Linked DNA regions of Homo sapiens: region 1 is linked to region 2. The links are chromatin contacts, found by Hi-C in ENCODE. All regions are on one chromosome and are shown on one strand. The core of a region is the stretch at or near the end of the contact, and the rest is flanking DNA. Distances in the headings are between cores, read along the strand shown.

Region 1 (3,546 bases), core at 729-3,228, 3.3 Mb after region 2:
TTTCCTCACTCTCTCTTCTATGCCTTTGCATAGGAAAGAGGAAACTGAGCACCTACTTGCAACTATTTTGAAGCTTAAATGAGGTAATACAAAGGGCCTAGACAATGCCTGGCATTACAATAAGTGCATAATAAAAGCATTATTATTCTCATCTCATACGTCTTTCCTTCTTGCTCACTGTGGCTCCTGGCCCATCTCCTTTCTGCTCCTTGAAGGTGCCAATAAAAGTTGAAAGAAACAGTTCATTCAGGACATTGTAGAAAAATGGTGATGATTCGATTTCATCCCAAGACAATCAGAATGTGCCTGGAACACAGTAGGCATTCAGTAGCTAAGTTGTTAAATTACTATATGACAGGGCCCAAGGTCTATGTGTTACCCTAACCCTAACTCGGTTAATCTACATAACCTGTGAGATGTTCTACTCTTCATCTGGGAAGCATGCTCCAGATCACACATCCAGTAATGGTGGAATCAAGATATGAGGTCAGCACCTGTCACTGAGGTCTATCTGAAGCTACTTAATGACTATACTGCCTCTGAATTTAGTCAAAGTCCCTACATCAATTGTCATTAAATACCATTTATGGCTGTCTAATGCTCTGAACCCAGCATACCTTCCTAACCTAGTTTCCTAATGGCCCCTTAGGAGTTAACAGGCCCACTGCAAACACCACATATTGATAAATAACTGCAATGTGCTGTAGTATATCTGGAACCCCTGTCATTCCCAAAAGAGGTACTTTCTGTACCTTCCAATGTTCCTCCTCCTCCATCCACTTAGAATGCCATCCATCTTTGTGATTATAAAAACGACATCACGTTTTCTTAGTACTAAACTTTGCCCGTGGAAAGTCTCCCATTCTTCAAGGCTGGGCTCAAATTCCACATCCTTCTCGAGGCCTTCCCCGTGATTCCTCCCTCCATAAACTTAACAATCCATTTTCCTGAACCCCATCACATCTGTTTGCAGTTCACCCGCAAGCAGGCGCTTTATATTCTTTAGCACGCCACCTGGTATCTCAAAGAGTCTTTGTGCACAACAACCATTGCCTGAATAAACAAGAAAAAGGAACTGTAGGTAGGAGCTTGGTGAGACAAGTAAAGAAGATGGAGAGTGATTAAGGATAATGGAGTAAAAATATCACAAAGGGTTCTCAAAAAGCAGGGAGTGAAAAATGAGTACTAAACAGGCTCTTCGAGAAAAGTTTTTTCTTGGGCTGCCTTTGTGCAGCCTAGGGGCAGCTCACCTGAACCAGAAGTCCCAGCCAGCCTCTTCCGGGGTCTCGACATGGTCACGCTGCAGGGGACTTTAGTGCGGACGATTCTGGAATCAACGGAGATACAAGAAAGAATGCTAATGTCCTCCAAAACCCGCGCAGAGCGAGATGGAGGCAACGAGAGGCAGCCTAGAACGTCTCCAACTTTTGCGAAACACAGACGCCTACGTTTGAGCCCTCAAATCCTTCCCTCCGTTATCTGCGCCATTTCCATCTCGCATAACCTGCCCCTAAACTCTTCTCGGTTCTGTCCTTGGTCCTTCTCATCCAGGAACCCCTATCTCAGTATGTAGTTCACTGGGAAGTGGCTCCACAGAGACACTTTTGTTGGGTGAATATAAGTAAGCCTTGTGTTACCTTGTTATCCTTGCTAATTAGGATCAACTGAATGGATAATCTAGATGATGAAGTAATTTGCTGGCTACAGACCCAACACTCTGCAGACTCGACTGCGGTCCGCCTCCGCTGCGCCGCAGGCTGTGCAGCGCGACCCCCGCGGCGCTTGGTGGGCGGTGCATCTCTGCGGCGCCGAGGCCCCGAGGACTTCTGGGAATTGTAGTCCTGTCCCCTTGGGAGCCCGCCTGGCACCTGGGTTGTTAGGGCTCGTGGGAGGACTACAACCCCCAGGGTGCAGTGGGACAGGCGTTGCCGGGTCGCAGGTCCCGCCAGTGCGAGCGCAACGGAGGTCGAAGGCGTTCAGACTCTTAGCTGAACGCGGAGCTGCGGCGGCTATGCTGTGGAGCGGCTGCCGGCGTTTCGGGGCGCGCCTCGGCTGCCTGCCCGGCGGTCTCCGGGTCCTCGTCCAGACCGGCCACCGGAGCTTGACCTCCTGCATCGACCGTAAGGATCTCCTGGCGGGCAGTAGGACAGGTGTCCAGAACCCCGGCGGACATATGTCCGCGAGGGGCTGCAGTCTCCCCGTTCCATCCAGTCACCCCGGCGTCAGCTCCCCTTCCGGCCAGTCACCCCCCCGGCCTGGCTCCCTACTCCGGCCGGTCACCCCCGGCCTGGCTGCCCCCTCCGGTCGGTCACCACCATCCGGGTCCCCATCTGGCCCGTCACCCCTGCCCGGGTCCTCCTCCGGCCGGTCACCCCCGCCCCGGTCCTCCTCCGGCCGGTCACCCCCGCCCCGGTCCTCCTCCGGCCGGTCACCCCCCGCAGGTTCCCCTCCGGCCGGTCATCCCCCCGCAGGTTCCCCTCCGGCCCGGGTCCTCCTGCGGCCGGTCACCCTCGGATGCTTAGAGAAGTGAAGAAACTTGGGGCTTGGTTGTTGTTGGGTTGGTTGGTTTTTAATCATAACAGTAGGTCATAAAAGCAGTGAGAATATAAGAAGCTGGCTGGGTGCTGATGGTGACAACTGCACAAGAACTCCAGGTCATACAAGATTTGCTCACACACAAAGATTTGGTATCTTAACACCTCTGGCTATAAGACACTTTTAGTGTTGAAACTCATGCAGGAAAAATAATTATTATTGCCAGTGGGAAACTCTACCAGAGCTGACAAACTTGAGTGTCTTTAGGCTCTGAACAGTAATTTGAATGTAGCGAGGAGTGGTGGAGACCCGGCCAGTTTGTGACTTCTCTGCCAAGAATGTTTATAAACACTTTTTTCTTCTGAAATATTTTTAAATTTATTTTAAATAAATGGCAGTTTTCTTTACAACAGAATAAGTCCCTTAGATATCAGATCTATAAAGTACAGTAAGGCATAGAATACTGTTTTCTTCTGAATGTCCTAAAACTCATTCAAGAGGTGCTGCCCTGGCCTAGCGCTTAGAATTTGATAACCCAGATTACCCTGGTTGATACCGAAGCAGATAAGGAATTATTTAGAGGTGGGTTTTGTTATTGTTTGCATCTTGCTTACACTTGAGTGGCTCTGCAGTCAAAGGCTTTTCCCATTTCATTTGGAGTGTTTTTCTATTTAGCTTTACCTTTTTAGTGTATATGTATTGGCATCTTGAGCTCTGCTAGTAACTATGTATTGGCATCTTGAACTCTGCTAGTAACTGGCAAAGTTCATGAGTGGTGGTATTTGTTTTGTTTTTATACTGTATTTCCTTCTGGGAACTTGTGTTTACTTATGCATATGATTTGCATAAAACTATTTCCTTCCATTAGAATGCAACTCAGATTTATTTCTTAAGCCTGTGGTTCCTTGAACTATTTGTTTTAGGAAGTAGCCATTTACAGAAGAAGAAGATTTGTTAACATTTAATGAGCTCTTGCTAGGATTGAAATAGTCATCCTTTGTGTGAATGGAT
Region 2 (3,476 bases), core at 354-2,853:
TGAGATGAGTTGTTTCCTACTTTTCTTTCTTCACACATCCCACCCAAATCTCCCTCTACAGCTTCGTGGCCTTCTTCAACCTCTGGAGAGGGGCCTGCAGAACCCTCTGGCTCACTGTAACTTAGGAATACTGGGGCTGCTACTGGAGAAGCTCTCCCTTCTGGAAGCTGCTCTACCTCAGCAATCAGTGGCAGAGATGTCGGCACTGAGGGCTGTTCGGGGGCACTGGCTGGGCAGGGTGCTGGATCTCTGGCCTTGGAAAAGATACCCACGAGTACAAGGTGGATCCAGTCAGGATCTGACAGCCTGCTGATCAGTGGTAAGATTACATTGCATGTGATGAGTTCGACCACTACATGGCGTCCGGTACGAGTCTCCAAGTGGGGCTTGGGCACCAGCCCTTGAAGCAACAAATTCACAACGCCACGCGTATAGGTGACTTCAGCACTGGGGCTGTGCACAGCAGGATGTGGGGCAGTCGCCCGGCAGTAAGCCTCCCAGAGGTGGGAAGGCTCAACTGGACCATTCTTCCCTGCAGTGGCCTCCTTTGCCTGAATGTAGCTCTGCAGGTGACAACCGCAGAGAGTCAGAACACTCTGGGCAACAGCATGACTGTCCATCACGCTCATCCTTCTCCGAAGCTCCTGGACCAACCCTTTCATGGCTGCCTCCATTTCTTCCTCAAAGGCTGGCTCCTGGCTCACGGAACGGTACCAAGATAACACAAAATCTCGAATAATCATCTGGATGGTGCGGTTGATCTCCCGTTCCAGCTGCCTTTCTGCCTCAGGGCATGGAGGACAGGTGGCCAACGGGATGAAGCGTTCCAGATGCAGTCGACCTGAAGCCACTCCAGCGAGGCTGGAGCCCAGCCATCCTCCCAGCACCACTAGCAATGCCGACAGAAGGCACAGCAGCCACACGTTGACCAGAAGGTGTATGACCAGGAGCCAGCCAAGCAAGACCCCCACAGCCATCAGCTTCCGGCTACTCAACAGGTTATTGAGGTGACAGCTCGATCCAGCTGGAGTTTCCTGGAACGGTGGCACTGTTTCTGTCTTCATGGCTGAACGGACAAGGTGGCTTCCCCAGATGACAGCCCTCAAGATTTTACTTCAGAGTTAGGGAAGGGGGGCATGAACTGTGTCTCAGATATGGGGCGATCTGGGTGCTGTTCAGGGAACCGGGGCTCCAGGCCCTCAAAGTCCTACAGGCACTGCAAAGCGACAGCTGCAGCTCCGCGTCTCCCCATGGCTACCACTAACAGAGCCCTCCAACTCGCCCCTTCCAGCTGAGGTGTGGCTTTGGAGGAAAACTCTGTGGCCTTCACACTGCCCCAGGCGGAAGGCCTCTTCGGGGCCTCGGGGCGGGCGCTGCAAGGCCCTGGGGCCCACGGACACTTACACACGCAGCGGGCAGCGGCCGGCGAAGACTGGGTCACACGCCGCCGGGAACCGCGCGCCCACACTCAGCCCCGACCTGAAGTGGACTCATCGCGGTCCTCTCCGGGAGCCTCGGCCCTCTGCCGCCGTAAACCTGGGCGACTGCGCTCCGCAGCCGGGCCTGTGTGAAGGCTGACCGCCGGCCGGCCGCCGGCGACAGCTTCCGGGTCGACGTCGACGGGAGCGAGGCATGCTGGGAGAGCGTCCGCGCGCGCCCCGAGGAGCGGCGCTGCCCGGCGCCCTCTGCTGGCGAGGAGCCGCCCTGACGGCCCTGCGCGAGGTAGTCTCTGAGCCTGAGCGTGAGCCTGAGCGCGCACGGGGCGCGTGCTCGCCAAGAGCTGGCGCAGATTTCCGAAGTGCCACGAAACAGCCGCCGCAGCAATCACCGCTAAGACCCAGACTTCCAGGCGCTTTAAAACGCGTCCTAGTTCTGGTTATTAAATGAAGCCTGTCCTTTACTGCTTAGGCACGCTGTCAATAATCCGGTTTATTTTAATTTCATGGAGGCGAAGTTTCATTGGCCTGATGTGTCTTAACATTTATCCGGTTTCCCCTAGAGCCGGTACCCCGCGTCCCCAGCACAAAGACCCTCATTTGTTGTCAGGAATTGCAGAATATAAGGCATGAAACGATACAGAGATAGATTTATGTTGTACATTTCATATACTGTATCACAAAATCAAATTTGTGATTGAGGGTTATTTGCTGGTGGCATTACACAAACAATCAAATATTTTGAGCATCTGCTGTCTTCAATGTGAGAGGCAGCGTGGACGAATAGAAGCAGACCTTGTCCTCCAGGACCTCCTGCTAACTGGGGATGCCAGCGCTTTGAACGCGATTGGCTATCTAGTAATGCCAGTCAGCGTGCGATATAGTAAAATACAAAATCTTATAGGAATTCAGGGGAAGGAGAGATCACTGTGGGTTGCAATGGTTAAGGAGAAGCTCACAGAAAAGGTGCCTTTCTGCTGAGTCTTCAAGGATGAGGGTTTCTATTTCCCTCTATCTCTTCTCGCCTTATCCTCCCCAAAAACATAGAAAAGGAAAGCAGAGATAGAGGTGTCCTTTCAGATAATCCTGTAATATATTTGCTTTGGAATATGCTCTATGTTGGATTGTTTTTGGTTTTAGCAAATTAGACTTCACTTGTCTACACAGGAACCTATAGGAAGACAAAATACCGGAAGCACTGACCAGGTGTCAAAAGTGTTAGTGTCAGTTTTGCGTGAAGCCAGCTTCCATGTCCACCTTGGGCCCTAGGAGCTGTGCCCGCAGGGTGGGTCTCCTTTCCATTTAGGCATAGGATTCGCATCGTTTGCACAGAGCTGCTCATGGTTGCCCTTCGTCCACCTTCTCTGTGCTGTGAGCAGTCTTTCATCATCATGGACTACTCCCTAGATGTTTAAAGGAATCTTCAAACAAATCCCAACCCAAAACTCTGCCAACAAGAAGTGCGTTGCAGCTTCCTGTCTCGTCCATTGCTGCTGTTGGGGCAGAGACTTCCTTTGAATACGAAAGAAGCCATCATTTAGATGTGACCCGTAGTTTACGATTCATCACTTCTAAAGCAAATGGTTTGATTTAGGATCAGTGTCCACTAAGCAGACTGGGCACTCCCGTGAGATGGCAGAATGTGAATCCACGGTTTCACGGTCCATACCTTTTCACTGCTGCCTGCCTTCCCGCAGAAAAGGAACCCGAGAAGTGGGCTCTGCCCCTCTACCTTCCCAGACCATTCTAATGTCCTCAGGAGCACTTAGAAAATGGCAACAATGCTCTGGAGAAAAGTCCCTGCCACCTAGTTGGGAGCTAAAACAGAAATGTGAATGATGAAGGGACTACCGACGGTGCTGAAGACTTCCTGTGGCAGTTCAAAGAGAAAGTTTACTTGGCAGCATAATCTGGAGTGTTCAGGGCAGTAAGGAAGTGACCTTGCAAGTGGGCGCTATGCCACCTGACCAGATGGTCTGGAGCATCAAGGTAGCCAAGAGTGCCTTCCTGATTCTGAAGCGGGTTTGATGGACATGCCCG

Evidence for each region. Hi-C counts contacts between places; a loop is a spot of excess contacts on that map. Pooled maps may share reads with other maps.
Region 1: a loop to region 2 is called in a pooled map, with 15 times the contacts of the local background. The contact joins the promoter of ACAD8 here to the promoter of SNX19 in region 2. A Hi-C loop is called at or near these places in 5 of 50 pooled maps.

Annotation. Positions count from the first base shown.
Region 1 is chr11:134,251,590-134,255,135 of GRCh38, forward strand. ACAD8 (acyl-CoA dehydrogenase family member 8) reads left to right here and starts at 1,979. Exons shown (of 11, transcript NM_014384.3): 1 at 1,979-2,120. The coding sequence starts at 2,012. THYN1 (thymocyte nuclear protein 1) reads right to left here and starts at 1,763. Exons shown (of 7, transcript NM_014174.3): 1 at 1,251-1,763. The coding sequence starts at 1,293. RefSeq lists an enhancer at 1,524-1,893.
Region 2 is chr11:130,914,876-130,918,351 of GRCh38, forward strand. SNX19 (sorting nexin 19) reads right to left here and starts at 1,604. Exons shown (of 11, transcript NM_014758.3): 1 at 1-1,604. The coding sequence starts at 1,064. RefSeq lists an enhancer at 1,347-1,396 and a silencer at 1,517-1,796.